Linked DNA regions of Homo sapiens: region 2 is linked to region 1. Evidence: read pairs that join two places in POLR2A ChIA-PET (ENCODE). Cell type or tissue: GM12878. All regions are shown on one strand.

Region 1 (5,000 bases):
GACCATCCTGGCAAACATGGTGAAACCCCATCTCTATTAAAAATACAAAAATTAGCCGGGCATGGTGGCCCACGCCTGTAGTCCCAGCTACTTGTGAGGCTGAGGCAGGAGAATTGCTTGAACCCTGGAGGCAGAGGTTGCTGTGAGCCAAGATCGCGCCACTGCACTCCAGCTTGGCGACAGAGTAAGACTCTGTCTCAAAAAAAAAAAAAAAAAAGTGACTTGCTGCCTAGAAAAGTGTTCTAGATTTCCAAAATTTATGACCTCCTGGCACCAGTGAGACACACCCTCCCACAGATGAAAAGTAGATGCTGTTTTAGTTAAAAATAAATGGAGAGAAAAACTTCAAGGTAATTAACCTAGATATTTATTTGTATCACTGCTGTGTGACTGTCAAGTATTTGTCATTAGTTTGTACACACACCCAGCCCTACTCTCAAATAAGACAAAGAGATGAATATACTGCAAGTGTGTGTACACCATGGGGAAGGGCTGGAGGTGTGTGAGCACTATAGGACCTATAGGCAGCCTGTAATTGTCATCACCTATGGACAGAGGGATTAAGAACTCTGTAATCACCAAGATCCCCAGAATTGTTAACAACTTGTCTTCCAGATAGTTTTCATCAAAGATGCTATTATTTCAGTCTCCTTCTTTTACTTTTTAGGTGGTCCGAGACATTCTGCTGATTGGACATAGACAGGCTTTTGCATGGGTTGATGAGTGGTATGGTAAGTCAATTTCTCCAAAATAACTTGTAGAACAACTTCATGTTGTCTCGGGCTTTCTGTCCATTTGGCTTCAACTGCTACCTAGAAGGACAACAACAAAGGCAAGGCCGCTGCTTCCTGTGTTGGAAATAGCACTGTCTGCCAAGCATAATGAAGATGTAATTATAGAAGCTTGGTCTAAAATAACCACAGAATTATTGACTAAGTAGGAACCTCAGGATGTTTGATGCTTACATAGTTGATACGCATGGCTCCATCATTCTCTGTTAGATGGGTTTCAAACCCATCCTAATTTATCCCAAACTTCAAGATCAAAGCTGTCTGAAGCATCCTGTCAAGTAAAAGCAGTCCTTTGATTCAGACAACATTTGAAACCACCCCTTGCCGGGCGCAGTGGCTCACGCCTGTAATCCCAGCACTTTGGGAGGCCGAGGCGGGCAGATCACGAGGTCAGGAGATCGAGACCATCCTGGCTAACACGGTGAAACCCCGTCTCTACTAAATAATACAAAAAATTAGCCGGGCATGGTGGCAGGCACCTGTAGTCCCAGCTACTCAGGAGGCTGAGGCAGGAGAATGGCATGAACCTGGGAGGCGGAGTTTGCAGTGAGCCGAGATCGCACCACTGCACTCCAGCCTGGGGGACAGAGCGAGACTCCGTCTCGGAAAAAAAAAAAAAAGAAAGAAAGAAACTACCCCTCAACAAATATATACAGGTTCTGCAAGAATTTAAGGGCAGACAGAGGCATAGGTGCCCCGTTCATCCTAATTGAAACTATTGTTCTGGCTTTTTTTTCATGATCTGGGAAGAGTTAAACAATTTCTACACATTTGCAGCAAATGAAAACAAGGTTAGCTTCATCCCATGATGGATGGACCATCCTTCCCAGGTCCTCAGCAGTCTTGTTTTGTCCACATGAATTTTCTGCACTCCCAGAATCAGTCATCAGATGGCTACCGTCCTTGGCTATAAATAGAAAGGAACACGCCCCACCGGTGACTTAGGTTAGATCTGATTTTCAGGTCGATTGTCTAATGAAATGCCCTTCTCCTTGGCCTTTTCCAAAGTCACATTAAATTTGTTCTGAGTATAACCTAGATTGCATTTTGGTCCTTTTCTGTCATTGTTTCACCAACTCCCTCCCTTTTCTGAGCAGAAGGTACCAAAGTAAAAGGACACGTTAGACGGAAGGGGCAAAGACAGTCATTATTATTAATATTGTTAGCTATTTCTGAGCCACATTTAAAAGGCATGGTTCTATAAGCTATGGGCTTTTCTTTTTTTTTTCTTTTTTTCTTACCTCCTTTTGCAGTTTTCCCAGATCTGCACCTTCTGAAGAGCAAATGCACCTTCCTGGGTTTGTCCAAATGCAGATCATTTATGCTCTCTTATCACACACCCACAGAATGCCGCTCTCATACCGCAAAAGCACTGGCTTGCCACATTGTCATGTAGTCTCCCAGAGACCTGTCTATTTCTAGTTGTGTTTTGTGAGGCAGGCAGGAGAGTCTCCTGTGATTACTTCCTCTGATCCTTAAATAAATCTTTCTGGTTGTTTTTTTCTGGGGCGCTTTTCTCCGATTCTCAGAGGGAGCACAGACCCCAAGAAAGGATAAGAACTTCTGGTCTCTCCCAGCTTGTGCTCCTCAGAGCTCATGGTTTCCTTGCTACCAACACCAAGGAAATATCAAAAGGATATTTAAAGAATCATAGGTGCAAACTGATTAGAAGTTTGGCAAAAAGAGAGGTACCTGAAGGGCCAAAAATCTGCCACTTTGAAAACCAACACACAGGGCACTTGGATAGGTTTCTCTCTGTTGCCAGAGTGCCAAAGAAGATTTTTCAGCTAAAAGAATAGCCGGGCTCTGATCAAGAGGACAGAATAATAAAAAGGGTTTGATTAGAGGCAGGATATAGGAAGAAAACCCAGTGTGGGTGGGTATCTAGTAAATGAAAGGCCAGGAAGGCGATGGGGCCTGACTTTTCCATCTCAGCTGAGCCTAGGGCAAGGAAGAGACTTAGGGACTTCTTTTTTTTTTTTTGAGACAGAGTCTCGCACTGTCGTACGGACTGGAGTGCAATGGCACAATCTCGGCTCACTGCAACCTCCGCCTCCCAGGTTCAAGCGATTCTCCTTGCCTCAGCCTCCCAAGTAGCTGGGATTACAGGCTCCCACCACCACGCCCTGCTAATTTTTTTTGTCTTTTTAGTAGAGATGGGGTTTTACTATGCTGGCCAGGTTGGTCTCAAACTCCTGACCTCGTGATCCGCCCACCTCAGCCTCCCAAAGTGCTGGGATTACAGGCATGAGCCACTGCGCCCGGCCTTAGGGACTTCTAATAAAAGACTTAGGGACTTCTAATAAAAATTGAAAGAAAAAAAAAAACTGCCAGGCACGGTAGTTCACACCTGTAATCCCAGCACTTTGGGAAGCCTAGGATGGAGGATCACTTGAGCCCAGGAATTCGAGACCAGCATGGGCGACATAGCAAGACATCATCTCTACAAAATAAATAAATAAAATTAGCCAGGCACAGTGGTGCATGTCCGTAGTCTTAGCTATTCAGGAGACCGAGGTGAAAGGATCACTTGAGCCCAGGAGCTGGAGGCTGCAGTGAGCTATGATCGCAGCACTGCACTCTAGCCTGGGTGACCGAACAAGACCTCGTCTCTTTAAAAAAAAAAAAAGAATTCTGGGATTACAACAGGAGCCCAAGGCTAGAATAATGTATCAAAGGAAACAGGAGATCTCCCCGAATCTGGAGACCTTCAAAAGAGAGCACTTATTTACTTAGGATGAGTGAAGTGGAGGCATTTAACAACTAAGGAGTCTATTGTGCAAAAAACCTTTTCCTTATCTGAGCACAAAACAACACTGTGGGCTTTAGTGAATGTGGATCATTAGGACACCTTGCACTCCCCAGAGTGGGTCTCCCCCTGCATACACTGACATAGCCCCAGCCAAAACAAGCAGCCTTTTCACTCAGCAGTGGTCTGAGAACTACACCGTTAATTTCATGTAAGCTTCTGCAACCATCAGTACCCACAGCTGAGCTGCTGACCAGGAAAACAGTGGCTCCTTCATCACACAGATGCAGACACTCAGTGAATCAAATGAATGGAAATGACTCCTGTCCACAGAGTGCCTTCTCAGTCCCATATTCAAAGTAATTCTGGGAACTGTGGGCCATATGTGCCACTGGTACCCAGGCTAAGCGCCCACCAGCATTACCCTTCCACTCCATTTTGGGGTACCTGAAGTGGCCTATTTTTATTTGTTCTGGACAGGCTCAGTGAGACTCTCATGGAAACATGGAAACATGGAAACATGGAAAAGATCCAAAATAAATCCTTGCCTATAGCTATAGCGTCTAGCACTGGTTCTCAAAGTAAGGTCCCTGGACCTGCAACGTCAGCATCCCTAGGGTACTTGTTAGAAATGCATATTCTCAGGCCCCACCCCAAACCTACTGACTCAGAAACTCTGAGGGTCTAGCCCAGCAATTGTTTTAACAAGCCCTCCAGATGGTTCTGTTGCTGGCTAAAGTTTAAGAACTACTGGCTTATAGCATGGGCTATAAACCAGACTGGGACATTGGGTTGTAAGGACCGTTTAATTGATTCAATCCAAATAGGTTAACTAGAGAATCATAGCTGTCTGCAGGGCCAACCACACTCCAGCCTGGGCGATAGAGCGAGCCTTTGTCTCTAAAAAACAAAAAATAAAATCAATTTTAAAATGATTGCAGGAACCCAAATTCTTACAACTCTGATTTCTTGTGAGAATTAGAAAAAAAAGCTTCCCTTTAGACAGATGAATTAGAAAAAGGTGCCCCTTCTGGGCAGACTCAGCAGGTGCTCTGGGCTTAGGGCTGAATTTGAGCCCCATTTGCCTCCTCTGCTGTGTGTTCATACAGTGCACAAACTGTACACACTGATGCATGGGTAGCTCTAGATGTCTTTCTCTCTAATTAGACACACCACCTCCAGTGCTTAATTAAGAGTCAAGAAAAAAGGACATTGTTGAGGGTAGTGATCATTTGTCAGCCAAGGATGAATTTTGTATCTCTTCTGAGTTTCAGCATTTGGCTGTCACGAAACTGTTTCCCTAAAGAGATTTTATTCTGTTCGTGTTCATTGTAAAGTGTAACCATTTCCATATTGGAGGAGTTGAGTGTGTCTTTCAAAGCCGTGATTGGTCTTTATCCATGAGCCTTGGGTCTCTCTGCACGACTAGAACGCTAATCAGAGAAATAACAACAACGTAT
Region 2 (5,000 bases), 590 kb before region 1:
ATTTATTTTTCCCTTGAATGGTTAATTAATCATTTATTGAATAATCCATCCCTTCTATACTGATCATACTTTTATTATTACTAAATTCTTTTGTGCATTGAAATCTGTATCTGGGCTTTCTAGTCTTCCTGTTCCACTGAACCGTGTTTCTATTTCTGTATCAGTATTAAGTTTTTTGTGGCCCTATAATAAATTGTGTTCTCTGCTCTTTGAAGTCCTCCTTCTTTACTTTCCTCCTCTACCTCTTTTCAGATAAATTCTGGATATTCTCACAGACCTTCTATTTAATTAAACAGGCAGGTGAGCCATGCTCAGTCTGCTCTTCCTGCTTTCTCACAGGTTGCTTCTCATATCTGGAATTTGCCCATTTACCCATCCAAAACCTTAAACTGCCTTCTCAATCCAATAAATATTTATTGGGCACTTACTATGTATTCACTGCTGTGCTAGACCCATGAAAGTATACAGTTGGTTAGAGCAGCCCTTTGTAAACTTATCATTTTATTGTGGAAATAATATATAATATTCAGTCATGGCATGGCTAAATAACAATAGAAGTGGAACAATGAAGGCTGATATGTCCTAAGGGAGTTCTGGGAGAGCCAGGAGGGAATCTACATAGAGAAGATGAAACCTGGGATGAGTCCTGAAGGATTTAAACAGGTGGGGAAAGACTAGGAGGGCACAGGAGAGACTAGTAACAATCTCTCGGTTTCTGTGCTTTCCCTGCTTCCTTTTAGGTACAGAAACCCCACCCATCACACTAAGCTTAAATTGGACACGTAGTTGCTCAGCTAGTGACTACATTTCCCAGCTTCCCTTGTAGCTGAGTATGGCTAAGTAACTAAATTTGGCTTAATTAGATATGAGCAAAAGTGTGCATGCAATTTCTGTGTCATCTCTAGCTTGAAGATAAGCCACTTGCCTTGAAACACTGTCATGGCAGAAACCTAGCTTTGACTATGCAACAAAGACAATCCTTCAGAGGACAGTGGGACACAGTAGAAGGACCTTGGGCCCTTCAATGACTTTGTGAAGCAAAGCTACTCAGATAGTGTGAACTACCCAATTAGGTAAAAGAAAAATAAGTTTCTATCTTATTTAAGGCACTGTACTTTGGGGTCTCTTTGGGACAACAGCTTAGCCCTTACCCTAACTGATACAGGTAGAAGAGGACAAGAATGGGAAGCATTTCCTCATTAGTCTCCTCTGAACACGGTAAAAGGTTAATATTAGACAACAGAGGGCAATAACAACAGAGAGGTGAGTTAGTTCCTCTTGTACAAAGTTTTCTCCCAACTATTCCACCATCTTTAAGGGTACAGTGTCTAAACTGCACATTTAGCACTTGGTTTTATGTCCTTTAATATTGATTGTTATTGCTTTATGTATGTTAATCTTATTTCCCAAACTAGATAGCTCCTTGAGGGAGAGGACCATGCCATCTTTTTCACTGAGCTCTATGAGTATGGCACTCTGCTTCTTGATGGCCCTGTGGTTAGTGGGCCACAGAAACTGTCTCTTCCTTCCTTGTGTTCATGTCTAGAAGGAAGTGTCCCATTGGAACATACCTGATTTAGATTGGGCTGGATTTCTTTTCCCAGAAATTTCTGTATGTGTATGTGGGGCGGGGCAGGGGGGTGCAGGTACAGACAGAGAGGGAAAGTGAGACCTTTAGCTAGATTACTTTGGAAACCAAAAGACACTTAAAAATACATAGAAGAGCAGAGTGATCAGAAGACCAAGAGCAGAGTGATCAGAAGACCAATTTACAAGGAAAAGCAGGACGAAGGAGCAGGTACACAGAGGAAGCCATAGGCCCTGGAGGGAGATGCTGAGACCATCACATCTAGTGGCTATTTACCATGGGCCAGGCACTTTGTGCTATGCACCTTCCATGGATTAAACACAGTGACCAGAAAACTATCCGGCTCCCCTCATCAACCCAGCTGGCTCCCTGGATCTTATTTCCAGTAAAACTGTTTTTACCTGAGCTACTTTGGGTTGGTTTCTGTTTCTTGCAATCAGATGTAGCTTAAGACAATCATCAAATAGAATGAACTCAGACATTTGATCTTCAGATATTTAGTGAGGTAGCTCTATCCTTGAGTTCAAAATAAGTAAAAAACTGAAACCACAAGAAACCCCACTAATATTTCTTTTTAAAACCCAAACCACAATGGTTCATTTCCTCTAAAACACACTAGTGACACCTGATGGAAGCTACTTCACACTCCATATGACAAAGTTTCAAAACCATGTTAACATCAGCAATACAGCTGTCCAATATAACATAAAACTAGAATTCAGAAGGTGAAAATATTTCACGTTTTAGCTTTAGTATTTTATTTATTCAATATGCTAATTTTATAGTACTATTTAAAAATTTTAAAAATTCATAAAATTCTTCAAAATGATTTTAAAGCATTTAATATCTTTCTAGTATATTTATCACTTTTCCCTTTAAATGTCACTGATTTTGTGAATAAAACAATGGCTTTCAAGAACAATTAGTTTAACAAATATTTCAATATAAGTGTTTTTTGCTGTCTAAAATAATATATAAAATAAACATGGCTTTCATTGTTCAAGAACTTACTATTTTTATTTACTTTATTAAGACTTATTTAACCATGTTCTCAGTTTTATAGCAATGTAATTAGTTTTAACTGTTTTTTTTTTTTGTTTTTTTTTTTTTTGAGATGGAGTCTTGCTCTGTCGCCCAGGCTGGAGTGCAGTGGTGTGATCTCGGCTTACTGCCACCACCACCTCCTGGGTTCAAGTGATTCTCCTGCCTCAGCCTCCCAAGTAGCTGGGATTACAGGCATGCATCATCACAACTGGCTAATTTTTGTATTTTTAGCAAAGAAGGGGTTTCACCATGTTGGCCAAGCTGGTCTCAAACTCCTGACCTCAGGTGATCCACTCGCTTCGGCCTCCCAAAGTGCTGGGATTACAGGTGTGAGCCACCATGTCTGGCCCAGTTTTAAATGTTTTTAATTAAATAAATACTTAGAAAATAATAGTTTAGAGGCAGTTTAACCTAATGCCTACATCCTTGTCTAACCATGAATACAAGATTGCTACTAATTAATCATGTATATATTCCCAATAAGAGAAAACATTCTCTGAAACTATGAATTTCACTAGTCTTACAACTAATATTTTTCAAAATACATATCTCAGCCGGGCACAGTGGCTCACGCCTGTAATCCCAGCACTTTGGGAGGCTGAGGCGGACAGATCATGAGGTCAGGAGTTCTAGACCAGCCTGGCCAACATGGTGAAACCCTGTCTCTACTAAAAACACAAAAATTAGGCGGGCGCCTGTAATCCCAGCTACTCAGGAGGCTGAGGCAGGATAATTGCTTGATCCCAGGAGGCGGAGGCTGCAGTGAGCCAAGATGGTGCCATTGCACTCCAGTCTGGGTGTCAAGAGCAAGACTGTGTCTCAAAAACAAAACAAAACAAACAAACAAAAAACACATCTCTAATCTAAAATTTTCAACCCATGCATTAAAAGAAAATGTCTGCTAAAGTATGTCTTGTCACCAGGTAAGTGAACAGAAACCAAACATACCTGTGTTGGAGGAGGGATTCCCCACCCTCTGCAGTGCAACTGGGTCACCCCCTTAATTGCACAGAATCTAGTTTCATTATCTCCTTTCTCCACAAGCATTTACTAAGAGCCTAAAGTGTATTCAGTGTCAAAACGGGAAATTCAAAGTTTAAAAAGGCCAAAGATGGGGTTTCTATTTTAGGCTTACAGTTTAATTGTAAACTGATATCCATATCAAACACAATCATCTTTTTAAAATTTCAAACCAATATAATATAAACAGTTTTCTTCAAGCTCAAGAAATAAATCTCTAACTTCAGTAAGAAGTCTCTCATGTGATTATTTTATGTCTGATACCACTACTACAATTCTCTAAAAATAAAAAATTGATAAACAAGAAGTTGTGCTTCAGGACACTCGTGATTTGAATTAATTTTTTAATGCTAAACTAAGTGATACTTTCAATTTAAAAATACTACACTCTGTCTCCAAGCAATGAAGAAAATAATGACTTTATATTTGCAGAAAAGATACCACAAATGACATGAGCATTTGCTCAGGAACTTTCTACCTTATCAGCTTGGGTCAGCTTTTTATTAATTTCAGCAAAAAGCTATCCTAAAACTTAGGTTAAAAAAAAGAAAGAGGCCGGGCGCGGTGGCTCACGCCTGTAATCCCAGCACTTTGGGAGGCCGAGGCGGGCGGATCACAAGGTCAGGAGATCGAGACCATCCTGGCTAACACAGTGAAACCCCGTCTCTACTAAAAAACACAAAAAATTAGCCGGGCGTGGTGGCGGGCGCCTGTAGTCCCAGCTACGCGGGAGGCTGAGGCAGAAGAATGACGTGAACCCGGGAGGCGGAGCTTGCAGTGAGCCGAGATCGCGCCACTGCACTCCAGCCTGGGCGACAGAGCGAGACTCCGTCTCAAAAAAAAAAAAAAAGAAAGAAAAAGAAGAAGAGAAATGATGTTATCGTAAAAAAATTATAATAAACAAAACCACCAAAAAAGTAACAAATTATTATCACTGATTTGTAATGTAGATGTTTGCCAGGAAATTCAAATATGATAACATGAGTGAGTGTATTTATCCTAGACCCTGAAAGTGACAAGGCAGGCTCACACCTGTAATCTCAGAACTTTGGGAGGCCAAGGCGGATGGATCACTTGAGGTCAGCCTGGCCAACACGATGTAGCCCCGCCTCTACTAAAAATACACAAATTAGCTGGGCATGGTGGCAGATGCCTGTAATCTCAGCTACTCGGGAGGCTGAGGCAGGAGGAATCGCTTCAGCCCGGATGGCGGAGGTTGCAGTGAGCTGAGAATGCACCACTACACTCTAGCCACGGTGACAGAGCGAGACTCTGTCTCAAAAACAAACAAACAAAAAAGTGACAAAGCAGCCAGGCATGGTGGCTCATGCCTGTAATCCCAGCACTT

The links. Peaks named below come from ENCODE experiments on the same cell type or tissue, not always from the same donor. Only the 100,000 strongest peaks of a DNase experiment are listed, where the experiment ranks them.
Region 2: POLR2A ChIA-PET joins it to region 1 with 7 read pairs; 1 of 35 experiments calls an interaction of 5 or more read pairs at or near these places.

The regions. Positions count from the first base shown.
Region 1 is chr17:67,674,812-67,679,811 of GRCh38, forward strand. PITPNC1 (phosphatidylinositol transfer protein cytoplasmic 1) reads left to right here. Exons shown (of 9, transcript NM_012417.4): 8 at 668-731. It overlaps LOC101928045 (a long non-coding RNA gene), which reads right to left. Exons shown (of 4, transcript NR_188294.1): 4 at 345-812. Among named protein-coding and RNA genes, the nearest start is that of NOL11, 41 kb to the right of the region's middle. In GM12878, no CTCF peak of the experiment used is centred here; no DNase peak of the experiment used is centred here; H3K4me3 peaks cover 361 bases; H3K27ac peaks cover 1,159 bases.
Region 2 is chr17:67,080,176-67,085,175 of GRCh38, forward strand. The region is part of intron 32 of HELZ (helicase with zinc finger); the gene reads right to left. Among named protein-coding and RNA genes, the nearest start is that of CACNG1, 38 kb to the left of the region's middle. In GM12878, a CTCF peak has its summit at 2,218 (motif pointing left); DNase peaks (open chromatin) are centred at 842 and 2,106; H3K27ac peaks cover 429 bases.